Regions from separate parts of the Homo sapiens genome. Here region 1 is linked to region 2. A link is an interaction called in ENCODE POLR2A ChIA-PET data of the cell type or tissue named here. Cell type or tissue: K562. All regions are shown on one strand. Each heading gives the region's core, and the rest is flanking DNA. Links, peaks and the distances in the headings are about the cores only.

The links. Peaks named below come from ENCODE experiments on the same cell type or tissue, not always from the same donor. Only the 100,000 strongest peaks of a DNase experiment are listed, where the experiment ranks them.
Region 1: POLR2A ChIA-PET joins it to region 2 with 5 read pairs; 6 of 35 experiments call an interaction of 5 or more read pairs at or near these places.

The regions. Positions count from the first base shown.
Region 1 is chr19:47,490,315-47,505,863 of GRCh38, forward strand. It overlaps NAPA (NSF attachment protein alpha), which reads right to left. Exons shown (of 11, transcript NM_003827.4): 2 at 13,109-13,188; 3 at 10,319-10,435; 4 at 5,236-5,282; 5 at 3,102-3,179; 6 at 2,805-2,860; 7 at 2,647-2,731; 8 at 1,701-1,805; 9 at 474-542. It overlaps NAPA-AS1 (NAPA antisense RNA 1), which reads left to right. Exons shown (of 4, transcript NR_038452.1): 2 at 3,133-3,287; 3 at 4,714-4,830; 4 at 11,143-11,283. Among named protein-coding and RNA genes, the nearest start is that of NAPA-AS1, 14 kb to the left of the region's middle. RefSeq lists an enhancer at 10,362-10,916. In K562, for the core only: no CTCF peak of the experiment used is centred there; DNase peaks (open chromatin) are centred at 6,798 and 7,247.
Region 2 is chr19:47,675,521-47,691,069 of GRCh38, forward strand. It overlaps BICRA (BRD4 interacting chromatin remodeling complex associated protein), which reads left to right. Exons shown (of 15, transcript NM_001394372.1): 5 at 331-396; 6 at 3,801-5,756; 7 at 6,456-6,632. Among named protein-coding and RNA genes, the nearest start is that of EHD2, 30 kb to the right of the region's middle. In K562, for the core only: no CTCF peak of the experiment used is centred there; a DNase peak (open chromatin) is centred at 7,741.

The sequences.
Region 1 (15,549 bases), core at 4,302-9,301, 190 kb before region 2:
GTGTAGTGTGTGTGCGATATGTGTGGTGTGTGATGTGTTTGCTGTGTGTGGTGTGTGTGTAGTGTGTGTGGGGTGTGTGGGGTGGTGTGTGTGTAGCGTGTGGTGTGATGTGTGTGGTGTGGTGTGATGTGTGTGGTGTGGTGTGTGTAGTGTATGTTTGGTGTGTGTGGTGTGGTGTGATGTGTGTGGTGTGGTGTGTGTAGTGTATGTTTGGTGTGTGTGGTGTGGTGTGGTGTGTGTAGTGTGTGTGTGTGTGTCCACCTAGCCATCCTGAGCTCCAGCACTCCCCGAGTTGTACTTTCTTCATCTGGAAAATGGAGACTCAAATGGCCAAACAAAACAAAACAAAACAAAACAAAACAAAGACACCCTCTGAGAACTACTGGACAAGTCTTGGCGATTGTCCCACCTGGAGCCCCAGCCACCCCCGTCTGAGGTTCGGGAAGGGGGAGGCCGGAGCACCCAGCACTTACTTTCATCAACTTGCATTCCCGGGAATCAGAGAAAGCTGGGAACAGCTCCTCATACTTTTGGACAGCCAGCTGGGCAGCAGGGAAGGGAGAAGATGAGTTAGTAACAAGAGGGTCCTCAGAGCTACTGGCCTAGCAGCTGAGGGGACTTGGGGATGTCGGGTGATATTGAGTCAGCTCTTGCACCCCTCCCCCAGCCTCAGGTGTCACCTGGCTCTGTGTCTGTCAGTACCTTCCCGTAGCTGAGCTCAGCACCAGCCTGGCTGCAGAGATGGCTGCAGGGAGAGGTGGGTGGAGGGGGAAGGTTCCCCAGATAGGCACCCACTGCCTCCTCCCACCTGGCTCAGCTGGGGCAGGGGACAAATGAGCACATCCTCCATGCCAGGCCTGGGGCTGGTGCTTCTTGAGGACCCTGAGAGGGTCAAATGACGGTGAGCCCCCTTTTCAAAGTGAGGAAACAGATCCAGAGAGGGGCAGTGACCTGCCCAGGGCACGGTGAGACATGGGGTGGGAATGGGAACCTGGTCTGACAAAGCCCAAGCTTTTGCCCACCACCGGTGCCCACAGCAGGGCAGGGCTCTGTGGGGTGTGTGTGTGTGGGGTGTGTGGGGCCACCACCCCAGGCCGTGAGCCAGGGACACCAGGAAATCCTGGACTCCGTGCTTCTGCCAGGCAATGGTAAAAAAACTCCGGCCAAGCAAAATCTAGCGCCAACCCTCCAGCTCCTTCCCGCTGGCCACGCCCCCTCCCACTGCCCTCTTTGGCCCCTCTTTTGCCAAGTGTCCTGAAAATAGGTGGGCATGTGTGAGCTACAGCTAAAGCCACGACAGCAGGAGTCACAAAGATCTGGAACACTGGGGCTGCAGGTCCCTAGTCATGTGGCCTCAAACAAGGGACTCTCGTCCCAGCCTCACCATCTTCACCCATAAGACGCGGTGACAATGGTGCTGACTTTAATGGGGTGCAGTGAGGATTCAAAAAGTGCACCCATGAAGGAAAGAGCACTAAGTGAGGCAGGAGCTGGACCCGCAAAAGCCTCCAGGGCTGGGTGGGCAGGTGATGCCAGCACAGAAACACAGCTGTGAGAACCACACTTCTCATCCAAAGGCTGGCTGGCAGGGGCCAGACGTGAGGGAGGAGCACGTCCCTCTTCGGGGGCAACGGGACCTGGCCTGGAGATAAGCACATGGTGGCCTGGTGCGGTGGTCCTGCGGGCGTGGGGTGTGCTACCTTGGCGTTGAGCATGTCGATGCAGAAGTGGCAGAGGGCCGCCTTGAAGAAGTAGTCTTTGGCGCTGTACTTGAGGAGGGGGCTGTCCATGGCATTGGTCCCCACCTGTAGCCATGGAGAAGTGGCACTGGTGAGCTCAGGGCAAGCAGCCAGAGGGCCAGAGCCACTGCCAGGCACTGGGGGGCCAGCTGGGAGCTGGTTCATGTCCCGAGGTGAGGCCCTGTTAACCCAGGACCCCAAGGGCAGGGAGCCAGGGACCAGCTTGGAGAGGTCAGCGGCCAGTGCGTGAGCGACCAAGATCAGGGTGTGATGGTGGCTGGGTGGGGGTGGAGGCTGTAGCCAGGTGTTCGTGGGCCTTCTGAGAGCCTGAGACAGTGGGAAGGAGGCAGCCTGGCTGTCAGGACCAACGGGAGGCTGGCATGGCGGTGGGCAGAGCGGCGGCAGGCGGTGGGAACATGAGAGGCGGCGCCCGCCCCTCTCTCCCAGGGGGCCAGCTGCCTGCCTTTTTCTCGGCCATCACCCAGGGCTCCGTGCACGCTGGGGGGACCCCATGTGACACTCCCTCCCTCCCACTGTGGATGAGGACCATCGGGCCATGGGGTGGGGTGCCCACGGCCACCCTGGGCCTCTTGGCACTTCTTCCCATTCCCTCCCTCTGGGTTCTTTAGCCAGCCTCACTCTGGGCCCCTCCAGGAAGCTCTGCGAGGGGTGTGGGAGGGGCACAGCCAGGGAGAGAGACGGTGCTGGCACGGCATGGAGTCGTAGGTGGAGAACATTCAGCCAGGCTGAAGACAGGGTGGGGGGATGACATGGCAAGGGATGTCGGGGGAGAGGCAGAGGGTGAGCCGGGGGAGGGGTGGTTCCAGAACAAGGTGCCGGGGCTTAGGAGGAGGCACAGGCCCTGAGAGGGGGCAGGGTGGAAGCCGCCATCCCCACCTGTCCCCACCTGTTCGTAGATGTCAATGGCCTTCTGATACTGCTCCAGCAGCGCAGCGTAACCAGCCACCTTCAGCAGACACTTGTTGGCTGAGCTGTGTGGGGAGGAGTAGTGAGGGGAAGTGGTGGCGGTCCCTGCGGGGCTGGGGCAGGCAGGAAGGGGGCTACCTGTTGGACTCCTCGCCTTTGTAGTAGTCTGCAGACTGCTCGTAGTGGGCAATGGCCTGGGGAGACACGGGGGATGGGTTCCAGGGGAGGGCAGGGAAGGGAGAGGAGGCCTCCGTGAAGCTTCCACACCCTCCGCCCTGCCTGCCTGGGACACAGCCAGACCCCATTCTCCAAGCTCTGCCGGCGCCCCATGCCCCCTTCTCGGCACTCAGACACCAGAGGACTCCCCTGGTGGGAAGAAGAGAGAGCAGCACTGGTCCTGGCTGCCAGCCCATGCAGGGCCCTGCTGCCACTCACCTTCTCGATGTCCACCAACTCTGTCTCATAGATCTCAGCAATGGAGATGTGGTGCTTGGCCGCAATCGTGAATCGGCCCTGGAGGGGACACAGGAAGGGGCTGCCTGCGACTCATGACCTCCTGCGTGCCTGCCTGCTGACCTATGACCCTTCAAGTTCCCACCCCTCAGCCACGCCTGTGAGGAGGTATGAAGAAGACCTGAGGTGTGAAGAAGATCGAGAGGTGGGGGAACACAGGAGTGAGAAGGGAGGGCCCCAGCACTAGAGGCCTGGCTATGCGTGCTGGGCTGAGCGGGTGATGTTGGACAAGCCACTCCAGGGCCTTAGCCTAATTCCATCCCATCCACGAGGGCACAGATGGTGTGACACCAGAGAGAATGTGAGCACGAGCACTTGGCCAAGGCCCTGGCCCTTAGGAAGCCTCTGATAACAGCCAGAGAGGCGGAAGGACCAGTCCAGAGCCACTTGGCAAAGGGCTCTGGAGAAACCAGGATGGGAGGGAGGGCTTGAGACCTCTGCCCAAGAGTACCAGCTCTGCCCCCAGGCCAACACCTATCTGTCAGCCTCCCCCAGGCACACCCAGAGCTCCCCAGGGAGGCCTCAGGTTCCAAGGGGCCTCGCACCTTCCATCCGCCTCCACCCAGTGTCCAGGCGCTTGCCTAACTGCTCTGCACCAGGGGCTGGTCCAACGCCACCCCCTTGCTGAGGGCAGTAGGAAAGGGCAAGGCCCTGGGCTCAGCCAGACCTTGTTTCGGGTCTCAGTGACTCCTGCTTGTAGCCACATGTCCCTGGGCAAATCATGTCACTTGTCTGAGCCCCTCTCCTCCACTAAGGAACGGGGATGACAATAATGCCAACCTCACAGGGCTGTGGATTAAACCACCCTGCAGTGTCTGGCCTAATAAATGGCAGCTGCTATTATTGTTCTAATCACAGTCATCCCTGCAGCACTGCCCTGAACGCAAGGGGTAGGGCTCGTGTCCCTGCCTGGGGTTGGAGGGCTGAGACAGACAGGGCAAGCGGAGAGGCAAAAAGGAGCTGGCCAGGCACGGTGGCTCATGCCTGCAATCCCAGCACTTTGGGAGGCCAAGGCAGGTGGATCACTTGAGGTCAGGAGTCTGAGACCAGCCTGGCCAACATGGTGAAACCACATCTCTACTGAAAATACAAAAATTAGCCAGGCATGGTAGCACACGCCTGTAATCCCAGCTACTCGAGAGGCTAGGGCACGAGAATCGCTTGAACCTGGGAGGCAGAGGTTGCAGTGAGTGGAGATCACGCCACTGAACTCCAGCCTAGATGAGAGAGAAACTCTGTCTCAAAAAAAAAAAAAAAAAAAAAAAGAGAGAGAGAGAAAGCACTGACAGGAGCCCCGGCCTGGGTGGGACCCTTCACTCTGGCTCCAGTTGGCAGCTGCCCATCTGGTCTGCATCTGTCGTTGGCAACGCGCCCTGGGGGCAGGGCAGGTGCTGAGCCTCCTGTGGGCTCTGCCTATCCCTGTGGCCTGCTGCAAGATGCTTATCAAATGTGACACTTGCGGGAAGGCTGGGCAAGGGGAAGTGCCGGACACACACTCTCCAGTAACCTAATTTCTTTTTTTGTTTTGAGACAGGGTCTTGTTTTGTCGCCTACGCTGGAGTGCAGTGGTGTGATCACAGCTCACTGCAGCCTCAACTTCCTGGACTCAAGCGATTTTCCTGCCTCAACCTCCCAAGAACTAGGACCCCAGGTGCATGCCACTACACCAGGCTAATTTGTTGTAGAGAGGAGGTCTTGCTATGTTGCCCAGGCTGGTCTCGAACTCCTGTGCCCAAAAGATCCTCCCACCTCAGCCTCCCAACATGCCAGGATTACAGGCATGAGCCACCCTGCCCAGCTCAATAACCTAAGTTCTATGAATGAAAACCATGACTGCCTGTGGAGTGAGGGGGCCGTCAGGCTGGTGGGGAGCTGGGTGAAGACCCAGCCAGCCCAGGCCAGCTCAGGTGACCTAATCCCCCCAGCTCCCACTTCCCCCTCCCCAAGTGGTTTGGCCGCAGAATAAGAACAGTGCTGGGGGTGCTGAAAGAGGGGACGCAAGGCTGGGGCAATGCAGTGGGACCCGGGGGTGTCAGGACAAGCAAGCAGCCCTTACCATGTCTGTGTAGATCTCGATTGCTCGCATCAAACAGTTAATGGCCTCTGGAGAGAAAGGGAGGTGGGAGGAGACATGAGAAAGTGAAGTCGTTTCAGCAGAAGCTGAGGAGAGGAGGCGGACGCAGGCGCACCTGGCTGCCAGCAGAGAGATCAATAGGCGCTCAGAGCTGCCAGCGCTGCCACACACTCTCAAGGGGCTGGGAAGAAGGGGACGGAATCCCTGAGCCCCAGGAAATCTGGTGAGAGGGCTGACTCTGCAGACTGTGACTTGCTGGGCACATGCTTCTGGGGGAGCCCTTCTCTCCTCGGGCTGCCAGGATGCTACCAGCTTCCCACAACCCCAGGGACAGGGCACAGCAGTGCTAGGCCAGGATGATGGCCAGACTCCCACGGTGTTTTAAGACAGACCTGCCAAGGCCCTGCTCTTGAAGGACTGAGCTGCTGGCAAAGGGGAAGGAGGCATGGGAGGCGGCCAAACCAGCATCTGAGGTGGTCTTGGAGGCAACAGGGTGCCAGGTTCTACCTGGGCTCTGCCACCATCTCTGCAGGATCCTGAGCAGCTTCTGCTCCTGCACCAGGAGGACCTGGACCTCTGGCACGAGGAGGCTGGATGTCATCAACACTGAGCCCTCAGTGTGCTCTCCACTGCCCCCTCTTCCTCGTAGCTCAGCAGTCGGGAGCCCTCTGCTCAGTCCCTTTAACCTAGTCCTGCCACCCACCAGCTCCTCAAAGGTTTTGCCAAAAAACCTGAACACACCAGGATGGCACTGAGGAAGAACTGGGCTACCTTTGTTGTACTATCTCTTGCAAGATTTTAAATTTGGGAAAGGCTTTTTTTTGACAAGTTATTTGGAGGAGAGAGAAAAGCATGAGTGGGAGGCATTTTCTAGCAGACAGAAATGAGCTCTCAGGGGGTATTTTTTAAGAACACCATTTTAGCACATCTCAGGAGGACAGGGGTGTTGTGGGGAGGGAGGCCTGGGTTGGGGAGAGGGAAAGGCAGGGAGCTTGGACAGGCCACAGGGCATGGGCTCTGAGCTTCAGCCTGGGCATCTGAAAGTTCCTGGTCACCGTGGGGGTCTCCATGGTCACCCAGGCCATGTTCGCCTGAGAAGAGGGTGCTACCAAGAAGCGCCGGGGCTGGGCTCCTCTCAAGGGGCTCACGGTCTGGATGGGACTCCAAACTCCCTCCGTGGGGAGGCATCTGGACAGAGGCTCTTTGTCTCAGGTCTGTGGCTGGGCTTTCAGGGAGTCCAACCCCTCCTTCTGACATGTAAACAGTGGGGTCCATAAGCACTCCTCTGGGGAGTGGGGTCTGTAGGTTTTGTCCAATTCAGAAAGACCTCTGGGGATCTAAAAGGGACTGAGAGAAGGTACAGCACTCAGTCCAGGTTCTAGGGCTGACAGACCGAGACTGTGGCAGCAGACAGTGGAAACGGTGGCAAAAAGGGGGCAGATGAGGAGGAAGGGGAGAGAACACAACCTAAATCCGGCAGTTTGAAGACACATACATCCTGTAATCGGCGGACCCAGAAGCAACGGCTAAGCCGGGCCACGCTGCAGAGGAGAGCAGCAGCTGGAGTGAGGTGAGAGGCCCGCCTTGCCCCGCCCCACCTGGCTGCAGTCTCCACATGGAGGCCCCGGGCTGCTCACTGGTTCACTCTCCTGGCCGGAACACCCAGGACACCAACCTGGCACCCTGTGGGCTGAGGCGGCAAAGGCTGCTGCTCCGCAGTGAGCAGTGAGATCTGCAGCTGCCACCTGGGCCTGCTGGCACTGGCTCTGGAGCACCCGCCGTCAGCATGGCACAGTCCTTGCAGTAGCAGCAGGGAGACAGCTTACCCCCCAGGCAGCAACATGGACTCACGGGGTTAAGTCCCCTCCATGTCTGGAAAGCGGCGGGCCACCAGCAGACACCTGGGACAGCTGGCTCCTGGACGAGCTTCTGACACACTCATGACTGCTACTCTTATCTCAGGTCACCAGGCCTTGTGCACTCGGACAGGCAGAGCAACACCCAGTTCTGTGGCCTGGCCCCTCCTGTACCCACCCACAGAGGGCTGGAAAGGGGCTCAGAGCAATACAGCCCAAGTTGGGGAGCTATGGCCCAGGCCACCGCCCATCCCCGCAGTCACTCCTACCAGCGACGCCCAACCTGACTTCTGCGTCTCTGAAGCCCTTCCTGGTTACACTTGGTCATCTCCTCCTTAGTAAAATGGGGGCAAATCACAGAATGCACAAAGAAATCAAATGGGTTAAAAGATGCCAAGCATCTGGTACACAGTAGAAACCCAGTAAATGGCAGCTGGGGAGGAAGTGGGGGACAAGCAGGGGCCAGGTCGCTTCTCTGCCCCAGGTACACACACTGCCCCCACCCCCAACTATCAGGCAGGCCTGGGAAGAGGCCTCGCTGGCCCGAGTCTGCCCTGAGCAGCAGCCATGGTTGGGTAACTGAGGAACCAATAACACATATGAGCATCACCCTTCCCCACCCAGAGCCACCAAGGTGGCAGCAGGCCACCCTCTGCGAGAGGGAGAGGAATTCGGGAGCCCAGTCGGGCCTCAGGCACACTCCAGCTGCCACTTGGGGGCAGGTCCTTCTGGAGGGAGTCCTGGAGGAAGCCCTAGAAGTGCTGACCCAAGACAGAGGCCTTCTAGGCTGCTGAGGAGACCAGTGATGAGGACGGCCCCAGGGTACCGGCCACCTGCTTGGGGAAGCCAGGCAAGGTTCCAAATCGGGCCTCCAGCGCTGTCTCACAAGGCACCCGGCCAAGGGCAGAGGCTGTGGGGAGCCCAGGGCAGGCAGGGGCCCCTGGACTGATGAAAGCCAAGGGTGTCCTGACTGGAAGTTTATCACACACCAGGTGCCGCGCTGGGCATGACTGCATCATCTCACAGCAGTCTCTGCTTTAACAGACGAGGAAACAGAGGCCCAAAAGACTGACTTGCCCAGGATCACAGGGGAGGCAGGGTCCTCCCAGACCACCCACCACCTGCGCTGCTGAGCCACACACAGTTGCTACATGACATTCTCTGTGAGGCTTTTTTTTGGGGACAGGATCTCACTATGTTGTCCAGACTGGTCTTGAACTCCTGGGCTTGAGCGATCCTCCTGCCTCAGCCTCCCAAAGCACTGAAATTACAGGCATGAGCCACTGCACCTGGCCTTGTGTGAGGCCTGACTAGCCTCAGACACAAAGCAGCCACTGCCCTTGATGCCAATGTGCCCCTTGCCCCACTGGGAGTCATGGCTGGCGTGCGTATCTTTAGGCTGTAGCTCTGGAAGCTGCACTAACACCCTTCCCTGCTCAACACCACGTCCCCAGGGCTCTGGACACGGCACCTGCTCTCAGCTCTACCCAGGTGAGGCTCTCCTTTCAGAACTGCCCCCTTTCTTCCTTGAAAGATCTCCCATAGCCAAATTCACGCCCCCAGCCTCAGCTCTGTGCAAGTTGGCCTCTGTGCCCTGGATGTAACATCATCTTTATACTTTCCTACCGGTCGGAGTCCTCAGCCACCTTCTGAGCTTCCTAAGGCCAGGGAGGGGCCACATCCAGACTCCAGGCCCACACCCTGCAGAGTCTCGCTGGAGAGCTAGAAAAGCTCAGATCAAACGCAGGGGAGGGACCCCACCATATCCCACTGCCAGGCAGGGCCTGTCTGCAGGAAGTGAGGGGTCTGCTGAAAGAGCAAATGGCACTCTCTGTTCGGCAGCCTGGCGCTCAGTGTTGCCCCAGAGTGTCCTTCCAGTCACTCCAGATGGGGCAGCAGCTGAACGTCACAGATGCTAAGACAGCACCTCTAGGCCAACCAGTTTCCCAGGGAGCAGAAGGAAAGGCTTGGCGGGGCAGTTTAATGGAAGGCATGGAGACTCCATGTGGTGAATCAAGCTTAAAACCAACCCAGGGTCTCCCTGGGTCATCACTGCATCAACCACGCAGCCTGCTGTGGCCCAGTGCTACCAGCCAGGCAAGCCCCATGGCCCACCCAGTTACAAGGCTGCTCCTCGGCCTCTTGCCAGGCCTGAGCCCCACCATGTGACCACTGAGGCCAACGCATGAGATGCCCAGCTGCTGAGGAGCAACTGGTCAGTCTAAGGACAGAGAAGAGCTACTGGTCAACACAAATTCATCCTCATCTGGGAACTAACACGTCAGATCACGACAAAGGGGTATGCCAGCAGTTCTCAAACACGCCATGTGAACCAGTGCTCACTGATCCATGGAGGAAGCTCCCTGCACTGCTGCAAACCTGTCTTCTCTTGGGAAGGACAGGCTTTTATTCCAAGATTATATAGCTGCTTTTTATTTTTTAAAGATTCATATATTTTCCATTCCCCTGAGATGACAGTGACAATAGATGGTCATTTTTAAAAACTGCCTGTGCTTTCTAATTAGCAACCTGTACCTGGCACCAACATTTTAAAAAATAAATTAAAATTCCCGCCACATGCAAGCAAACACTGGGCTGGACCTCCTCTTCGGGAGGCACCCAGGGGGACAAAACTGTTTTCTCACCATGAGTCAGCCCCAAACTGGGTTTCTGTCCCTAGCACGCTCTCATTTTAAGTAATTTGTTCTCTGGCAACTACATCTCGGGCTCTGTTCTCTCTAATTCCTCCCCAGGATGTAGGGAAGCCAGGTTGGGCTAATTTCCGCTCCTTTTTCGGCAGCAACTCCTACCTGGCTGGTCTCAGAATCCTCCCCGCCCCCCACACCGCTCCCTTCTGCATGTTAATTCTGACAACAGAACAGATTTTCCTCTCTCCCCGGCAGGCGGTGGGTCTGCAATGGAACTCCCACTCCCAAATGCTCCGGGATTGGGAAGGGGTGATCAGCTGCACCGACACCACCGACACGGTAGATAGGGGGGCGGAGACTTGAGCAGGGCGCGAATGCCAACTGGAAGGAAGAGAGCCAGTTCTAAAGTCAACGCTCACTCTGCCTCAGGCACGCCCCTGCCAGCCTATCACATGTCGGCCACTGGAAAAACCAGAGCCGCCAGGAAACCTGAGGAATCAATGCAGGGTGCTAGGATGGCGCTCCGGACAGCCAGCCCGTGTGGCCCGCAGAGGCCCTCACCTTGGGGGTCGGCTTTCTTGAATGCGTTGCCAGCGTCCACAAAGCAGGTGGCTGCGTCGTGCTTGCTCTGGAGCTGCAGGTGCAGCTGTGCAGCCTGGCAGAACGCGTTTCCAGCAGCTGGAACAGAAGAGAAGGGCAGTCCTGGCCTCAGTGGGGCTCCACACTTTATGAAGCCACAGAGACACTGCCCTGGGAGGTGGGTCGGGCTCTCGAGAATGCGGAAAGAGTCCCCAAGACAGGACGAGGGTGACCTGAGCGAGCCCAGACCGAGGCCTAGAACTCAGGTCTCCTGGCTCCTGCGCTCAGGTCTGCTGGCTCCTGCGCTGAGGCTCCTGGTGGCCCACCTGACAGTCTCTGAGGGCGGCAGGAAGCTGCCTCGGGGGAAGGCCCTGAGCCCCAGGTATATGGAAAGAGAGCCAGGGTAAGCCCAGGTAAAACACCATGTCCCTAATCCCAGCTATGCCAGCATTTCCAGGGCCACCACTTCTAAAGATCCAAGGAGAAGGCAGATAGAGCTGAGTTGGAAAGGATATAAAACAGAGTGAGGTGGCCTCCTGCACCTCCCGGCCTGGGCAGTCCTCCCCAGGGGAGCCTCGAAGCACAGGGCCCAGAACCACCACTAGAAGGCAAAGTACAGGCTGAAATCATGGGGTGGCTTCGGAGGGGTATTTTGGGAAGCAAGGGGCAACTGAGATTAAACCACATAACATCTTCCCATCTACTCCCCTTTCCAAGTCCTGTTTCTTTTTCCACAGCTCCCCAAAGCTCTTCCTGATTCTCCCAACTCCTCTGCCTCTGTTCACATTCTGTTCCCTTCACTGCAGATCCCCATGGACAAGGCACTTGCATGAATTGTGAGGCTCATGGAGTTGGGGTCGGACAACACAGAGCCGGCTCCCTCCAGGAGCTGCATGTCCAGAGAGGGAAACAGGATGTGGACAGCAAGAATGAATACATGCAGACCAGTGCCCATGGGCGGAGGGCAGAAGAGACCGTGCCTGAAGCCTCATCCATCCTGTGCTCATCTGCACACGGTCAGCTTCTGTGGGTCCCAAGCCATTCTGCCCACACATCTCCTAACTGACGTTTGGGAGGCAGCAGCATCTCTCCTCCTCCTCGTGCAGCTGACCACCTCCAGCTCAGCTCTGAGGCTTCTCCCCTTCATTCTCCTCCAGCTGAATCTGAGTCAGAGTTTCTAAGCTGGAAGAGGACCAGGAGGCCTGGCCCTATCCTCTTAAGTTTTGAGCAGCAGAAAAGACAAAGCCTTCCGGGTTTTCACTATATGATTTCATTATTTTCAAGAGTTCCAAATTTGAGTATAAAATTACGGCCAGGCGCGGTGGCTCATGCCTGTAATCCCAGCACTTTGGGAGGCCGAGGTGGGCGGATCACGAGATCAGGAGATGGAGACCATCCTGGACAACATGGTAAAACTCTGTCTCTACTAAAAATACAAAAATAAGCTGGGCGTAGTGGCACGTGCCTGTAATCCCAGCTAGTCAAGAGGCTGAGGCAGGAGAATCACTTGAACCAGGGAGGCGGAGGTTGCAGTGAGCCAAGATCGCGCCACTGCACTCCAGCCTGGCAACAGAGCAAGACTGTCTCAAAAAAAAAAAAAAAAAAAAAAAAAAAAAAATTTCAAGAAAAGGGGATATTACCGGGGGGAAATGGCCTAGGGCTTTTCTTTGAAGAGTTTGGGGGCAGAGGTAACAAATTTTAGGGGAAAAGCAACACCTATGTAATTAAAAAATAAGCTTTTTTTCTCTAGAGGAATTTTCTAAGTTTGGGAGCATAAAAATACAAAAAACATTTGGCTTTATTCACAACGTATTTTGTGAAAACTCAGGAATAACTCTTTGAATTTTGGGGAAACCAACAACATTCTCAAAAACGATGATAATCAATTTTATTGTGCACCTCTGCACCCTGCCTCCATGGTCCCACCACCAGGTTCCCTCTCCTCCACAGTCAGAAGTTCCTCCCTGCATTCAAACACTGGGTCTCTTGCCGTATTTCCTTAATTCAATCTTGGTGACATGAAAGATGTATGATGAAATGAGCCTCGAAAGGGCTCAACACACTGGCTTGTTGGACTTCTTGGGCCTGCAGGGAGCTCCAAACAGATCTCCAGCCTCCCTGAGCCCAAGGGGCTCCTCCCCACCCCTCTCCTCTGTGAAGCTATCCTGCCTCACTGGGGCAGGTTAAACACTCAGGCTCTGCAGTCAGAGCCTTGGTTTCTGAATCTTGGTTCTGTCACTTACTAGTTCTGGCATCCTGGGCAAGAGACTAAGCCAAGCCTCAGTTTCCAAATCTGTAAAATAGGGATATTTATAGACTGACCCTTAGGGCTGCTGTGCTAACGCAATTAAATGATGAGCACTTAGGACTCAACAAACAGCAGCCATGATTCACGTTGTTATTGGAATCACCTGAACATCCTCCCCCAGCCTAGAATTTAGACACTGATGGAAGCACTAAGGAAGTTACCAGGAAACCTGAAGTTCTGAATTTAAGGAGGACTCTAAGAGCTCATCAATCCACATGGGTTTATCTAGGTCTAATAATCTATTTATTCCCATCCTCTCTGTCCTTTCACCAAGGCCCCATGACCCAGAGTATAAAGTAACCCAGCAGGCACAAAACAAGAGAGCAGGCCAGTGGCTTTCCGATGCCGGAGAGGGCATACAAAGAGAAAGGGCCCTCAAGGCCAACCTCTCGGGCAGGCCTGTGTGAGTGGAAGCTGAGGGAGGAGGAGAGCACCTTGGAGGAGCTCTAGCGGAGATGACATACCACTCCAGTTTTTGGCCATTTTGAACATGTTTGCTGCTCTGGCGTAGATTTCGCATGCTTCCTCTATTTTGGATGAGCCTCTGGGGAAAAAGGAAAGAAAAAAAGGAGACAATCTAGTCGGCTATCCAGGAGAAAGCAAGCATTCTGCTCCAGTGCCGGGCACAGACGTGCCCCTACCCCTCACCCTTCACCTGTGAAGCCAGCTTCCCCCAGGCCTCTTGAGTCTGTGGCCCCCGCCCCTGCATACAATGGCACACTCACTTCGGGCAGACCAGCTCCCTCCGGGAGTACTGGGGTAGATACTGGGTGCTTGCTGGGGTAGTGGGGCGAAGAGTTCCTGACCCCACCACAACCCCAGGGTCTGACAGCCTCTTCTACTTCCTGCCTGGGATACTAGGGGCCCACTGGGTCCCAGGCGCGCTACAAATCCCCTTTCCCCGGGAGACTGCAAAGCATTCTGGGGGACTAGCCCAGTTTAAGACATCGTGTTGCTTTCGCAGAGGCAGCCTTAATCCTGTGCCTTGCACTCTGTGGTTGCTCAATAAAGACCTTGCAGCCCTGGAGTGTGTCATTACCAGCTCAGGACTGGGCATATATATCACACAGCCATACAAAGAAATGGGAAGCACTATTTTAAAGTGTAGATATAAGATGTTCCCATTTGTGTTTAAAAAAAAAAGAGGGTGGGCTGGGTGTGGTGGTTCATGGCTCCTGTAATCCCAACACTTTGGGAGGCCAAGGTTGGCGGATTGCTTGAGCTCAAGAGTTCGAGACCAGCCTGGGCCACACGGCAAAACCCCAACTCTACAAAAAATACAAAAAATTAGCAGGGTGTGATGGTGCACGCCTGTAGTCCTAGCTACTAGAGAGGCTGATGTGGGAGGATCACTTGAGCCTGGGAGGCAGAGGTTGCAGTAAGCCAAGATCACACCATTGAACTCCAGCCTGGACGACGACAGAGCCAGACCTTGTCTCAAAAAAAAAAAAAAAAAAAAAAAGAGAAAGAGAGTGAAAATAATAGAAACATACATGTTTATATAAACATAGGATATTTCTGGGCAAATACACAAAAACCTAGTAACAGCATTTTTCTCTTAAGGTGAAGCCTGCAGAAGGAGGGCCAGGTGTGGGAGGCAGACTTATTCACTGGACATCCCGTATTTGTACTGTCTGAATTTTTTTTTAACTGTTTGTACATCTTTTCGAGAAAAAAAATATATACATATATACACACACGTGTACATATATACACATGTGTATATATGTGTATGTGTATATATGTGTGTATATATCTATACATTTACACATACACAGACACACACACACACATATTTTTAAGTATTAGGATTTATATTTGGCCCTGTGGTCCAGCAATGAATTACATCTCTAGCAATTTATCCTAAAAAAACTAATCAGAAAAGTTACAAGGATGTTCAGCATAGCATTATTTAAAACAGCAAAACCCCCCAAAAACTTATTGTCCAACAGTAGGGATACACTGGGAGATAGACAGGAATTTGAAAACATAAAGGGTACCCTGTTTGGGCAGCTTCACTCTGGCTTCTTGACCTCCACATGTACATAATGAGCCTCCTCTTGACTTGGGGGACCTCATTAGTACCTCAAACCCGTAAGTCCCACTGCATTCTTCTGCCCTTAATAATACAACCAGGCTTAGCCCGCGAGGTCTGTAGTCTCTGTAACTGCTCAAACTCCCAATATCTACATAATCAGTAGAATAAAATCCACACACTCTGGAGTCCCACCAAATGGATTTCAGGGCCTCTCTTCACTGGCATAACTAGTGTTTAGTTTATTTTTAAGGAAGAGAAAAGGGAGGAGTGGGTACTTTCCCATTCAAATCATCCTCACCATCCCATCCCACACCCTGTGTCAACTGGCCCAACATTATACCTGGGAACTTGTCCACACCAACCCCAGCTGTGGAGGGGCTCAAAGGTAATTTTGGGAGCTGGGATGTGAGCATTCCTTCCCTCTGCACTGCGGATTCAGTGTGTCCAACCTGCCCATCCCTTTCAGCCACATGAAGTGCTCATTTCATCAAACCAGAGTCCCACAGCCACACACTTTGGGATTCGCTCAGTAGGGTCTGGATGGGGCCTGCAAATGAGATTTTTAACAATTGGGGTTTGGGGGGCCCAGGTAATTCAGCTGATCAGGTGAGTTTGAGAAGGAAAAATTGACTGAGACCGACTACCTGGAAAGCAGCCACCAGCGATCAGATCAGCGGCCAGGCCTGGCAATGTCAGCAGGCAAATAAATGCCCCCACGGTGGGCGGGCTGGTTGGGCCAGGGATCCTGGCCTCCTGAATCCACATCACACCAGGTAAATAATCTATTTATTCCTATCCTCTCTGTCATCTTGCCAGATGAAAAGCCTACCCTCTGCCTTCTGGGGCTGTGCTGATGCTGTCCCCCAC
Region 2 (15,549 bases), core at 4,937-9,936:
TGTGCTACTGGAGAGACTGGGGGGCAGTGGCAGGGCGCAGCTTGGGCAGAGGCGTGAAGGCAGGATTCCGGAATTCGAGGCAGTCACAGCAGGATCGCTTCGCAGGCCAGGCTCGGGGACTCAGTGCTGGGGATGCCTTGGGTTTTAGGCAGGCACCCAAGCCCCTGCCTTTGGGGCCTCTTTTCGGAGGCGAGAGTTTCCCATACCCCCAGCCCTCTCCCATCCCAACCCTTGTCTTTTTGTCCTGAGTGACCCTAAATTGGTTTCTGCTCCAGAGCATGGGCCTGCCCTGCTGACTTTTGACCTTGGATGGGGCGGGTCTTGTTGCAGCTTGACAGTGATGACCTCCTGGATAATCCCGGGGAGGCCCAAAGTGCCTTCTATGAAGGTCCTGGGGTAAGTGCCGTGGCTCCCGATCATTGCCTGAGCTGTTGGGGCTGCCAGCGGGAGGAGGGCCCTGAAGCCAAGAGGGGAGGCTTGGGCTCATCTCGTGAGGGCTGTTGACAGGAGGAGGGCGGGGGTGGGCCACCCAGGGTGGCTGGACCACCCTGGCAGTGCAGGAGGGAGCAGAGCTGGGGAACCCTGTGGGGGGCCAACATGGACAAGGCTGACTGTGCCTTGCAGACCCCTTGGGGAAGAGGTGAGGGTCCCCGAGGCCTTGGGGCCCTGGGGTGGCTCATGCAGAGTGGTTCTGGGGAGCTGAAGCGGATGTGGGTTGTGGGGTTCACAGGGGCACTCCTGGAGAGCAGAGGGCTGGGGGAGGCCTGGGGTCCTGCCCAACTCAGCCATGGCAGGGTGTGACCTAGGGGAGGGGCCTCCTCACCTGCAGACTTCAGTCTTCACCTGGGCAGTGAATATGGGTGCTGAGAAAAGCCCAGAGTGGCCAATGCAGAGGATGTTTATTGAGCACCTACTGTGTGCCTGACTATGCCGGTCCCATGACTAAGTGCCAGTTGTCCACACCACGGTGGCCACCTCCTTCCTCCTTCTCCCTCTTCTGTTGCTGCTTTCCCCCCTTCACCTTTTCCTCCCCCCACCTTCCTTCGGCCTCCCCCCTCCCCGCCTCCCCTTCCTCCTTCCCCCCCTCACCCTCCCCGCCTTCCCTCTTCATCATCAGAACACGCATTCACCAAACACTTATTATACGACCAGCCCTTCCTTGTTATCTTCATTTAGTTCTCACAGCTATAATATCATATTCCAAATAGCTTATCTTTCATAATATAAATGATGAGGAAATGTAGTAATTATATAATGTTGGTCTATTTACAGGCCCAGTAACAGTGGTGATCCTGTTACTATTTTGTGATCACACTTCTTACCACGACCATCATTTTTGTATACCCTAAGATCCCCATTCAGGTTCTAAACACTCTCCACACGTGACATCAGTGAATTTTCACAGGCATCCCAGGAGGCAGGTTGGTTGTGACCATCTGGCAGTTAAGAGCTCAGGGGGTTACAGTGGCCTGCCTGGTCCTCAGTCGGTTGGAGGCTGAGCCAGAGCCCTGTCTGCCTGCCACTCCCCGCCACTCACCAGTGGTTGACCCAGGCAGTTCCCTCGTCTGTGAAATGAGGAAGGGAGCAGCACCCGCCTCATGGGACTGTCACCAACAACAGCATGGAGAATCACAATAATAATGAGTGATGATGATAGATGCTTCTCGAGCACCTGCCAGGGGCCGGGTGATACCGTGAACCCTCCATGTGGATTTACTGAGAATCCTGGAAGCTGCAGATTTTGATGGGTTATCTGGTCAGTATTGGTGGAGATGGAAATCTGTATCATAAGTATTGTTTGTGGGGCTTTCCACACATATGCCTGCAGATATTTTTCCATGCGTGTCCTGGGTTGCAGTCCAGGATAGCATGAAAAGCACTTAAAAAGCATTGAGGCTGGGCACGGTGGCTCACGCCTGTAATCCCAGCACTTTGGGAGGCCGAGGTGGGCGGATCACCTGAGGTCGGGAGTTCGAGACCAGCCTGACCAACATGGAGAAACCCTGTCTCTACCAAAAATACAAAATTAGCCGGGCATGGTGGCACACGCCTGTAATCCCGGCTGCTTGGGAGGCTAAGGCAGGAGAATTGCTTGAACTCGTGGGCGGAGATTGTGGTGAGCCAGGATCACACCATTGCACTCCAGCCTGGGCAACAAGAGTGGAAACTCCGTCTCAAAAAAAACCCAAAGAAACAAAAAGCATTGAACTCACAGTGCGGTTGGCACAGAAGTTCACAAATGGGAGCCACTGCTGATGTGAGCTTTACTCCACCAGAACTACGACTGCTTGTCAGAAACCTTTAGGGCCAGGTGTGTTTCAGAATTTCGAATTTCTCCAATTCTGGAAAAGTGGTGCCATATGTGTGGTGTGTGTCATGTCACACGCTTGCCTTTCGGCGGCCAAACTTGGGATGTCACATCATGTGGATAAATGGATCCCACCTAAAGTGCCATGTTGGTTCTGGTCAGGTTTTGCTGCCAACAGAGCTATGAAAACAGTCTCAGTTCTTAGAGCTTTTTGGGTTTTGTAATTACAGATAAGTGTTGTGGGCCTATATCACTATTTAAACAATAGTTGCTTATTTTTATTTATTTTTGTTTTGTTTTGTTTTGAGATGGAGTCTCACTCTGTCACCCAGGCTGGAGGGCATTGGTAGGATCTCAGCTCATTACAGCCTCCACCTCCCAGGTTCAAGCCATTCTCCTGCCTCAGCCTCCCGAGTAGCTGGGACTGCAGGCACGTGCCACCACGCCTGGCTAATTTTCGTATTTTTAGTAGAGATGGTGTTTCACCATGTTGGTCAGGCAGGTCTCAAACTCCTAGGCTCAAGTGATCCACCTGCCTCTGCCTCCCAAAGTGCTGGGATTACAGGTGTGAGCCACCGTGCCTAGACTTTATTTTTGTTTTTTGGGCGTCAGCTGGTAGAGATTGGGGGACAGCACCCCCGCGGGCTTGGGCTGGATGGGCATGGGCGTGCGATGCAGGATCACGTTGGGCGCCGGGACCAGTGGTGACAAGCTGAGGCCTGGGGCCACCACCAGCGGCTTTCCTGAGGGTGCCCCGCTGGGTCTTACTCTTGTCACTTAGGCTGGAGTACAGTGACACAATCATAGCTCACCGTAGCCTGGAACTCCTGGGCTTAAGAGATCCTCTCACCTCAGGCTCCCAAAGTGCTAAGATTACAGGCGTGAGTCACTGTGGCCTTGAACAGTAGTTTTTTTTATTACATTTTACTGATGGGTACAGATGAAGAAACTGAGGTCAGATCAAGCACGCCCTAGGTTACACAGCTAAGCCTTGGCAGAGCTGGGATTTGATCCCGGGTCCAGCCACTTGCAGGTGGAATGTTCTTTTTTCTTTTTTTTTTCTTTTTTTCTTCTTTTTTTTTTTTTCTTCTCAAAGTCTTGCCCTGTCACCGAGGCTGGAGTGTAGTGAAGTGCTCGTAGCTCCACTCTGCAGCCTCAAACTCCTGGGCTCCAGTGATCCTCTCACCTCAGCCTCCCAAGTAGCTAAGACCACAGGCACATGCTGCCACCCCTGACTAATTTTTCTTTTTTAAAATTTTTTTCTCACTGCGTTGCCCAGGCTGGTCTCAAACTCTTTGGCTCAAGCCATCCATCCTCCTACCTCAGCCTCCCAAAGTGCTGAGATTACAAGCGTGAACCACCATGCCAGGAGGGAATGTTCTTTCTTGAACGTGGCTGCCCTGTCACCTCAGCATTCTTTGCGGCAGCTGTGGCCTAAGCGTAGCCCCTTGCTAACCTCAGCTCTTTCCTTCCCACCTTTCCCGGCCTGCAGCTCCATGTGCAAGAAGCTTCCGGCAACCACCTGAACCCAGAGCCCAACCAGCCGGCCCCCAGTGTGGACCTAGACTTCCTGGAAGATGACATCCTGGGCTCTCCTGCGACAGGGGGCGGCGGCGGGGGCAGTGGGGGCGCTGACCAGCCCTGTGACATCCTCCAGCAGAGCCTCCAAGAGGCCAACATCACGGAGCAGACGCTGGAGGCCGAGGCTGAGCTGGACCTGGGTCCCTTCCAGCTGCCCACCCTGCAGCCTGCGGATGGCGGGGCAGGCCCGACGGGCGCTGGAGGGGCAGCGGCCGTGGCTGCGGGGCCCCAAGCCCTCTTCCCAGGCAGCACCGACCTGCTGGGGCTGCAGGGCCCGCCTACCGTGCTGACCCACCAGGCCCTGGTGCCGCCCCAGGACGTGGTCAACAAGGCCCTGAGTGTGCAGCCCTTCCTGCAGCCTGTGGGCCTGGGCAATGTGACACTGCAGCCCATCCCGGGCCTCCAAGGCCTGCCCAATGGCAGCCCTGGGGGTGCCACGGCGGCCACACTGGGCCTGGCGCCCATCCAGGTGGTGGGCCAGCCCGTCATGGCGCTCAACACGCCCACCTCCCAGCTCCTGGCCAAGCAGGTGCCCGTCAGCGGCTACCTGGCCTCGGCGGCTGGCCCCTCGGAGCCCGTGACGCTGGCGTCGGCCGGTGTCTCGCCACAGGGGGCTGGCCTGGTCATCCAGAAGAACCTCTCGGCCGCTGTGGCCACCACGCTCAATGGGAACTCTGTGTTCGGAGGCGCGGGGGCCGCCTCGGCTCCCACCGGGACGCCCTCGGGACAGCCGCTGGCGGTGGCCCCAGGCCTCGGCTCGTCGCCACTGGTCCCGGCGCCCAACGTGATCCTGCATCGCACACCCACGCCCATCCAGCCCAAGCCCGCGGGGGTGCTGCCGCCCAAGCTCTACCAGCTGACGCCCAAGCCGTTTGCGCCCGCGGGCGCCACGCTCACCATCCAGGGCGAGCCGGGGGCGCTCCCGCAGCAGCCCAAGGCCCCGCAGAACCTGACGTTCATGGCGGCGGGGAAGGCGGGCCAGAACGTGGTGCTGTCGGGCTTCCCCGCGCCTGCGCTGCAAGCGAACGTCTTCAAGCAGCCACCGGCCACCACCACCGGAGCGGCCCCGCCGCAGCCCCCCGGGGCCCTGAGCAAACCCATGAGCGTCCACCTCCTGAACCAAGGCAGCAGCATCGTCATCCCCGCCCAGCACATGCTGCCGGGCCAGAACCAGTTCCTACTGCCTGGCGCCCCGGCGGTCCAGCTCCCGCAGCAGCTCTCAGCCCTGCCGGCCAACGTGGGCGGGCAGATCCTGGCGGCCGCTGCCCCCCACACAGGTGGACAGCTCATCGCGAACCCCATCCTCACAAACCAGAACCTGGCGGGCCCACTGAGCCTGGGCCCCGTGTTGGCCCCCCACTCCGGGGCCCACAGCGCGCACATCCTCTCCGCCGCTCCCATCCAGGTGGGCCAGCCTGCGCTCTTCCAGATGCCCGTGTCGCTGGCGGCGGGCAGCCTGCCCACGCAGAGCCAGCCAGCGCCCGCCGGGCCGGCCGCCACCACTGTCCTCCAGGGGGTCACCCTGCCCCCCAGCGCCGTGGCCATGCTCAACACCCCCGACGGCCTGGTGCAGCCGGCCACCCCTGCCGCTGCCACCGGGGAGGCCGCGCCTGTCCTCACGGTGCAGCCTGCCCCCCAGGCGCCCCCCGCGGTCAGCACACCCCTGCCCCTGGGCCTCCAGCAGCCGCAGGCGCAGCAGCCCCCGCAGGCCCCCACCCCACAGGCCGCCGCCCCGCCTCAGGCCACCACCCCCCAGCCCAGCCCTGGCCTGGCGTCTAGCCCGGAGAAGATCGTCCTGGGGCAGCCGCCCTCTGCCACCCCCACGGCCATCCTCACTCAGGACTCCCTGCAGATGTTCCTGCCCCAGGTAAGCAGGGCGGGGCAAGGGAGCAGGTACCGGAGGAGGCGGGTTTGGGAGGAAGAGGGGTCCTGGGGCGAGGCGCCAAGATCCAAAAGTGGATGCCACTGTGGCAGCTGGGGGGGGAAGGTCTCAGTCATGGCACAGGTGGCCCCTAAGAGGAGGCCCGAAGGGTGAGGGCCCTGGCTGAACTGGCAGGAAGATGGATTGGCAGGTTGGCTGACTGATAGACAAGGGGCAGGACAACTGTTAGGCAGTGAGAGGGACTGGCAGACAGACAGACAAAGAGAGGGACCAGTGAACAGACAGAAGGGTAGGCACTGGCTGGGCTGCTGACAGATGGAGAGGAGAGGGACCGGCAGGGAGAGGGACTACCCGACGGACAGAGAAGGGCAGGCACTGGCTGGCCTGCTGACAGACAAGGAGAGGAATCTCAGAGAGAAAGTGGACGAGACAGGGACAGAGGGACAGGCAGGTGGGGCAGGAGAGAGGCAGGGCAACGTGGAGCTGGCAGAGGGGCCAATGGGAGCTCAGAATGGAGCAGGCTGCCTGGGTTTCGGCCTCTGTGCCTGGCACCCTGCCTGCCAGGCTGCCCACTACCCCATTCTCTGGAACCCTGGGAGCGTCAATAGGGGCAGGGGTCTCGGGTGGGGAGGTCGAGGGCCTGTGGGGGCGGCTTTCTGATCCTGTGCGGGCTGCCCGTTGCAGGAGAGGAGCCAGCAGCCCCTCTCCGCAGAGGGCCCCCACCTCTCCGTGCCTGCCTCGGTCATAGTCAGCGCCCCGCCTCCCGCCCAAGACCCAGCCCCAGCCACCCCCGTCGCCAAAGGAGCTGGCCTCGGCCCTCAGGCCCCCGACAGCCAGGCTTCCCCGGCTCCGGCCCCCCAGGTAGAGGGACCCCAGCAGCCTGTGTCCGCAGCACAGACCCAGCCTCGCCCCTCCTGCCCGCTCTCCCGCTCCTCGCTCTCCGCCCTGCCTGCGTCTCTGTTCTGCTGACTTGGAACACAGAGCTCTCCTTCACCCCCCAAGTGTCTCCTAGTGATCATGGATGCCTGAGACCAGGGCCGGCCCTGGGGGAGCCCACGCGCTGCAGGAATGCAAGACACACACGGAAGGAAATCTGTTCTTTCCTAAAATTATAATTTTCAAATCTGAATAAGTAATACATTCAGATAATTCACATTTCAAACGGTACAAAAAGATGCATAGTGGAAAGCCCCCGTCTCCTGAACCGTGGCCTCCTGTTGTCCTCCCAAGGTGGTTTCTTGCATTTGTTATCTGGATAGGGAAACAGAATCAAATAGATTCTTTTCCTTCAATTTTTACAAAAAGGGTAGCATCTTCTGCCTGCGGTATTGCATCTTTTATTATTTAAAAATTGATCTTGGAGACCATTCTTCATTCTCTCTCTCTTTTTTTTTTTTTGAAATGGAGTCTCACTCTATCACCCAGGCTGGAGTGCAGTGGCGCGATCTTGGCTCACTGCAACCTCCGCCTCCGATGTTTAAGTGATTCTCCTGCCTCCACCTCCCGCGTAGCTGGAGTTACAGGTGCCCGCCACCATGCTGGGCTAATTTTTGTATTTTTAATAGAGACGGGGTTTCACCATGTTGCCCAGGCTGGTCTTGAACTCCAGACCTCAAGTGATCCGCCCGCCTCAGCCTCCCAAAGTGCTGAGATTACATGTGTAGGCCACTGTGCCTGGCCCCATTCTTCATTCTCTTGTGTGACTGCGTAGTATTCCACTGTGTGGGTGTGCGGATATTTATTTAGCCAGTCTAAATTGTTGTTAGGTTTTTAGGTCACTTCTGATCTCTAGCTATTATGAACAAGGCTGCAAAGAATGCCTTTGTATGTATGTCGTTTTGTAGGGTAAGTTCTTCAAAAGGAATTTGCTGGCTCTAAAGGCATATGCATTTTTATCTCTGACAGACATTGCCAAATTGCCGCCTGTGGAGTGTAAATTAGTTTAACCTTTATCAGCAATATGTGGTTGTGCCTTTTTTCCCCCGCCCCCCGCAACCTCACCAGTATGTTGAACTTGGCCAATCTAGATAGGTGAAAAATAGTATCTTGTTTTGTTTTCATTTGCATTTCTTTTATTGTGAATGAGGTCGGGCAGATTTTCATAAAAGTAAGAGCCATTTGTACTTTCTGTTCTATGAAACTGCTCATACCCTTTGCCATTGTAAAATCTGGGTTGCTGTCATTTTGCTGTAGATTTGTAGAAACTCTTTACATATTAGGAAAATTAGCCTTTTGTCTTAAAGTAATAACCATTATGCTTACGAGTCATAACATAACAGGTTAGGGAGGGCTACGTTCTTTTTTTTTTTTTGAGATGGAGTCTCGCTCTGTTGCCCAGGCTGGAGTGCGGTGTCGCGATCTCTGCTCACTGCAAGCTCCGCCTCTCGGGTTCACGCCATTCTCCTGCCTCAGCCTCCCGAGTAGCTGGGACTACAGGCGCCCGCCACCACGCCGGGCTAATTTTTTGTATTTTTAGTAGAGACGGGGTTTCACCATGTTAGCCAGGATGGTCTCGATCTCCTGACCTCGTTATCCACCCGCCTCAGCCTCCCAAAGTGCTGGGATTATAGGCGTGAGCCACCGCACCTGGCCTACCTTCTTATTCTAGAGCAGTGAATGTGGTACTCATTCAAAAAAGACCAGTGGATAGGTAGGAAGAGGAGAGTGTGACAGTGACAAGGGCAGGATGGCAGAAGTCAGCACAGGCTTTGACCTCGAACGGCCATGGTTTCACTTGCACGCTCTCCCACTTACCATTTAACCTTCAGCAACCAGTTTTTCATTCCATCAGCAGGTGCCTAGGCAGGCTGAGGGAGCACTTAGGTGGAGTAAACGAGTTACTATATGCTTAGCACAAAGTAAGCACTTGATAAATGTTTGCTTTTATTATTATTACTATTATCTTGAGGGGGACAGAGTCCCACTCCGTCGCCTAGGCTGCAGTGCAGTGGCAAGATCTCGGCTCGCTGCAATCTCCACCTCCTGGGTTCAAGTGATTCTCCTGCCTCAGCTTCTGGGTAGCTGGGATTACAGGTGCCTGCCACCATGTTTGGCTAATTTTCATATTTTTAGTAGAGATAGTGTATCACCATGTTGGCCAAGCTGGTCTCAAACGCCTGACCTCAGGTGAACCACCTGCCTCGGCCTCCCAAATTGCTGGGATTTACAGGCGCCCGCCACCATGCCTGGCTAATTTCTATATTTTTAGTAGAGAGATGGGGTTTCGCCATGTTGGCCAGGCTGGTCTCAAACTCCTGACCTCAGGTGATCCACCCACCTCAGCCTCCCAGAGTGCTGGGATGACAGGTGTGAGACACCGCGCCCGGCCTAGCACTCTCTCATTTAAACCTCACCACCTCCACCAGGTAGGTGGTAGCATCTCATTTTGCAGGTGAGGAAACAGAGGCACAGGGAGAATAATTAGCTTGCCCAAGGTTGCACAGCTGGCAAATGGTAGGGCCTGGATTAAAAACCCTGGGGGCTTATTGCTGGAAACACCTGAAGTCTTGAGAAAGCCAGACCTGGGTGTGAATCCAGCTCTGCTTAGTGGAGCTCTCTGAGGCATGGATTTTGCATCTAAAATGGGAATAAGCCCAGTGACCTGACATGATGGCACTGCACAGAGCCAGCGCTCAGTGAACAGACACTTACTGTTAGCAGTTGCAGTAATGATGCTGTAGCTGAACTTATTTTTTTGGAAACAGGGTCTGGTTCTGTCACCCAGGCTGGAGTACACTGGTGCAATATTGACTCCTACAACCTCCGCCTCCCATGCTTAAGTGATCCTCCCACCTCAGCCTCCGAAGTAGCTGGGACTACAGGCATGTGCCACCACGCACAGCTAATTTTTTTTTTTTTTGTATTTTGTTTTGTGGGGGAGATATGGGGTCTCACTATGCAGCCCAGGCTGGTCTCGAACTCCTAGGCTTAGTAATCCTCCCACCTTGGCTTCTCACAGGGCTGGGATTATGGACGTGAGCCACTGTGCCTGGCCACGCGGATGACCTTTGAGAAGGAAGCTTAGTGCGCACAGGCAGGTGTGCACACGAGCTGATTCTTAGTCACACACAGAGGCTCGGAGGCACAAGGTAGGGCCCTCCGCAGTAGCTGTATCTGCAGCAGTGGGGACCCAGCATGACAGAAGGTGGTCAGTGAATGTTTGTTGGGTGAGCAAATGGATGGACAGATGGATGGCTGAATAGACGGACGGATGGATGGCATGGGTGGGTGTGTGACTGGGTGATTGGCCAAGTGTCCCCTGGTGGGGACAGAATCATCCAGACTGGGAACCGCTATCCTGTGGATATGCAGGAATGCACGGAATAGCAGTTCCCAATCTGGGTGATTCTTACTGTTTGTAAGAATAGTGGTTCCCTTACTGTCCGAACTCCAACCCCTGCACTCGGAAGGAACTCTGTGCTCTCTGTACCCAGATGGATTTGGCAGCCTCTGTGTGTGTGTGTGTGTGTGTGTGTGTGTGTGTGTGTGTGTGTGTGCGCGCGCGCGCGCATGCGTACATTTTCCCTTTGTGTTAACACAAACAGAAATGCAAAGACTGTGTTCTGCATCTGGCTTTGCTTATTTAGCAACGCATCTTGGAGCACTGGCTTTCAGACCTTTTTTTTTCCTTGACCCACCACCCGGGATAAGAATTTGTTTTTTTTTTTTTTTCTCTGTCACCCAGGCTGGAGTGCAGTGGCACGATCTTGGCTAACTGCAACCTTCACCTCCCAGGTTCAAGCGATTCTCCTGCCTCAGCCTCCCGAGTAGCTGGGACTACAGGCGCACGCCACCGCATCCAGCTAATATTTGTATTTTTAGTAGAGACAGGTTTTCTCCATGTTGGCCAGGCTGGTCTTGAACTCCTTACCTCAGGTGATCTGTCTGCCTTGGCCTCCCAAAGTCCTGGGATTACAGGCATGAGCCACCATGCCCGGCACAAGAATTTCATTTTATGTCACCACCCAGGACATGCATACATATATGTATTTGTATATATACACATATCACTGAAACAAAAGTTTCATGAAATATTACCTATATTACAATGTGTGATACACATCAATATTTTCTATTTTGTTTCCATTGTTTTTTCTGGGGTTAGCGGGGAGGCATGGAGTCTCCCTCTGCTGCCCAGGCTGGAGTGTAGTGGCACTATCTCGGCTCACTGCAACCTCCACCTCCCAGGTTCAAGCGATTCTCCTGCCTCAGCTTCCCAAGTAGCTGGGATTACAGGAGTGCCCCACCATGCCAAGCTGATTTTTGTATTTTTAGTTGAGACAAGGTTTCACCATGTTGCCGAGGGTGGTCTCAAACTCCTGACCTCAGGTGATCTGCCCACCTTGGCCTCCCAAAGTGCTGAGATTACAGGCGTGAGCCACTGCGCCCAGCCTCTACTGTTCTTTTTAAGTGCTGGTTCCAACTCCCTAAGATGACTTGAGCCATTACCAATGGTTACTATGTGTAGGGGTGTGTTTTTATTTTTGGGGGTTTTTTTGCAAGCTACCATCTGGGAAGATTGCTGTGATGTGGGAGTTAGGAAATAGGACTTGGCCACTTACAGGCCCTGTGACCTTCAGCAGGCTGCTTGCCTCTCTGTTGTACCACGGTGTCCTTGCGTGCAGAATCAGAATGATAGGAACAGCGGCTACTTTGTAGAGCTGTGAGGGTTAAATAAACTAATATCTGTAAATTAATAGATGTATATTAACATTAAAATGTTTTAGAACAGAGTTGGGCATGTTGAAAGAGCTATGAAGGGAAAGAAGCCAGGCAAACTTTCTTTTTGCTTATTTGATTTTTATTCATTTATTTGTTTATTTTTCTGGGCAACTTTCTATAAAGAGGCAATAGTAAACGTTTCAGGCTTTTGCGGGCCATATGGTCTCTGTTATTATAGCACAAAAGCAGCCACAGACCATATGTAAATGAATGAACACGGGAGTGTTCCAATAAAACTTTATTTAAGGACACTGAAATTGGAATTTCATGTAATTTTTGCAAGTCACGAAATAGTATTCTTATGATTTTTTTTCTTCAACTGTTTAAAAATGTAAAAATTATTCTTGGCTTGTGGGCTATAGTTTGCCTCTTTCTTTTGATGTCTTTATTGTGTTTTGTGATATGGACATACCATTATTTCTTTATTCAGTCCCCTCTTGAGGAATACTTCAGGTGGTTTATTTGTCATTGTTAACAAACAAAACTCCTATAAGATATTCTTGACTGAGCGTGTTGGCTCACACCTGTAGTCTCAGCACTTTGGGAGGCCGAGGCGGGCAATCACCTGAGGTCAGGAGTGTGAGACCAGCCTGGCCAACATGGGGAAACCCCATCTCTACTAAAAATACAAAAATGAGCCAGGCGTGATGGTGGGCACCTGTAATCCCAGCTATGCTACTTGGGAGGCTGAGGCAGGGGAATCCCTTGAACCTGGGAGGCGGAGATTGTAGTGAGCCTAGAGAGGGTTGCAGTGAGCTGAGATCGTGCCACTACACTCTAGCCTAGGCAGCAGAGTGAGACTCTGCCTCAAAAAAAAAAAAAAAAACTTGCACCCATGCTTTGCACACAGGTATGAAAGTACTTGTAGGGTAAATTTCTAGAAATAGAATTGCCAGACGTAGATGATAAGCTTTCCAGCCATTTTGTGGAAAGTGCTAAACCTTTTTGAAAAGGTTCATGCCAGTGATGGCTTCACTTGGTCCTGCAGCTTTACTGACACACGAGATTAGCAGCTGGCCTGTTCTTTGCCAGGCTGGAAAGTGACACACCCCCTGTGCTTTTCTCTAATTGTGTGTGAAGTTGAGCATCTTGCCGCCTCCACGTGGGGCTCTCGAAATCTCTTGGAAGCTGGGCGTGGTGGCTCATGCCTGTAGTCCCAGCTACTCAGGAGGGAGGCTGAGGCAGGAGGATCACCTGAGCCCAGGAGTTTGAGGTCAGCCTGAACAACATAGCGAGATCTCATTTCTGAAGAAAGAAAGAAATGGAAGGAAGAGAAGGAGGGAATCTCTTGGTGAACAATCCACTCATATGTTAGTTTTTTTGCTTTGGGAAGCTAAGATGGGGGATCACTTGAGGCTAGCAGTTGAAGACCAAATAATAATAATAATTTTGTGCTCATTTAGAGAATGTAGAAAATACAGAAAAGAACAAAGAAGAAAAATAAGTCACATGTAATACCACTGTGTGCAAGCAGTTGGTAAAAAAAAATTTTTTCTGGCCAGGCACAGTGGCTCATGCCTGTAATCCCAACATTTTGGGAAGCCGAGTTGGGTGGATCACGAGGTCAAGATATCGAGACCATCCTGGCCAACATGGTGAAACCCCGTCTCTACTAAAAATACAAAAATTAGCTGGGCATGGTGGTGTGTGCCTGTAATCCCAGCTACTCAGGAGGCTGAGGCAGGAGAATTGCTTGAACCCGGGAGGCGGAGGTTGCAGCAAGCGAGCTGAGATTGAGCCACTGCATTCCAGCCTGGGTGACAGAGCGAGACTCCGTCTCAAAAAAAAAAAATTTTTTTTTCTTTGTTTTGTTTTATTTTTTGTTTTTGAGACAGAGTCTCTCTCTCTCTCTCGCCCGGGCTGGAGTGCAGTGGCGCGATCTCGGCTCACGGCAACCTCTGTCTCTGGGATTGGAGCAATTCTTCTGCCTCAGCCTCCCAAGTAACTTGGATTTACAGGCACATGCCAGCAAGCCCGGCTAATTTTTGTATTTTTAGAGAGACGAGGTTTCACCATGTTGGCCAGGCTGGTCTTGGACTCCTGACCTCAAGTGATCCACCCGCCTTGGCATCCCAAAGTGCTGGGATTACAGGTGTGAGCCACTATGCCAGGCCTAGCTTTGTTTTTTCTAAGACAAATATTGTAGAAGAAGTAATATTTTGGTATGAAGTTTCTGTTTAACCCCCCGACCCCAATTTTATTTAAAACATTTTTTAAATAAGTCATTTTATTCACATAGTATGATCATCAGAAAGTTTTTTTTTCTTTTTTTCCAGAGACAGGGTCTTGCTCTGTTGCCCAGGCTGGTCTTGAACTCCTGGGCTCAAGCAGTCCTCCTGCCTTGGCCTCCGAGAGTGCTGGGATTACAGGCATGAGCCACTGAGCCTGGCCTAATTTATTTTTATTTATTTTTTCTGAGACTGAGTCTCTCTCTGTCGCCCAGGCTGGAGTGCAGTGGCAAGATCTTGGCTCACTGCAAGCTACGCCTGCTGGGTTCAAGCAGTTCTCCCTGCCTCAGCCTCCGGAGTAGCTGGGATTACAGGTGCACACCATCCCGCCCTGCTAATTTCTGTATTTTTAGTAGAGACAGGGTTTCGCCATGTTGGCCAGGCTGGTCTTGAACTCCTGACCTCAGGTGATCCGCCTGCCTGGCCTCCCAAAGTACTGGGATTATTATAGGCGTGAGCCACCACGCCTGGCCACCTGGCCTAATTTTTGTATCCCTTTCCAGTTCTTCGTGTATATACAACCTAGTGCAAATATGGTTTACGTTTCTCTCCCATTTGTACCCAAAGGGGAGCTCATTATGTACTTACTGTGGCAGCAACAGTGAGTTTGCTTGTTTTCTGTTAGAGTCTTGAAGTATTCCTTTGTACAGAAGAGCCACAGTTCATTTCCCCAGGAAATGCCATATTGATGCACTTTAGACCATATCCAGATTTTGGCGTTCTACACGAAGCTGCAGGAAACAACTTGTTCACCTGTTTTGTTTTTGTTTTTGTTTTTGAGACAGAGTTTCGCTCTTTTTGCCCAGGCTGGAGTGCAATGGCGTGATACTGGCTCACTGCAACCTCCGCCTCCCAGGTTCAAGCAATTCTCCTGACTCAGCCTCCCTAGTAGCTGGGATTACAGGTGCACGCCACCATGCCCAGCTAATTTTTGTATTTTTAATAGAGACGGGGTTTCACCATGTTGGCCAGGCTGGTCTCAAACTCCTGACCTCAGGTGATCCACCCGCCTCAGCCTCCCAAAGTGCTGGGATTACAGGTGTGAGCCACCGCGCCCGGCCTACTTGTTCACCTGTTATTTCCCACATATGCAGGTCTGTTTACTTCCTGGAAGCCTGTTTGCTGGACTAAAGCAAATGTGCATTTATAACTTGGATAGCTACTGCTGAATTGCGTTCCTCTTGAGTTGTAGCAAATTGTGCCAGTTGAGACCCCTAAGGGCAGTATATACAAGCATCTTTACTAGACATAGGCTTTATTCCTAATGCGACGGGTGGTAAATGGTACCCTAGGGTGAAAAATAGTGCCCTGGGGTGCGTTTTGCTGTGCATTTCTCTTATTACAAGTGAGGTTGAGTAGCTCTGAAAATACTTAAGCCTTTTGTCTTTCCTTTTCTGTGCACTGTCTGATCATATCCTTTGCCCCTTTTTCACCAGTTGTAATTCTTAGTGATTTCTAGAGTCTCTCTATATATGAGAGAGATGAACTTTGTATTTGGAGTTGCAACTGTTTTCCCCAGTAAGTCATTTGGCATGTGACTTAATTTGTGGATTGTGTGTGTGTGTGTGTGTGTGCGCACTTTTGATGAGAATGAAATTAAATTTTTTTAATTTTTTGGTATCTTTAAGCTTTTTATGTTTAAATGACTTCAAACACATAAAAAGTTTCAGAATTAGTACAGAGAGCTCATAGGAGTTCTTTACTCCTCAACTAGATGTATTAGTTATCTATTGCTATGCAGGAAATTACCCTCAAAACTTAGCAGCTTCAAACAGCAAGTATTCACGTGTCTCACACTGTTTCTAAACATTAGGAATCTGAAAGCAGCT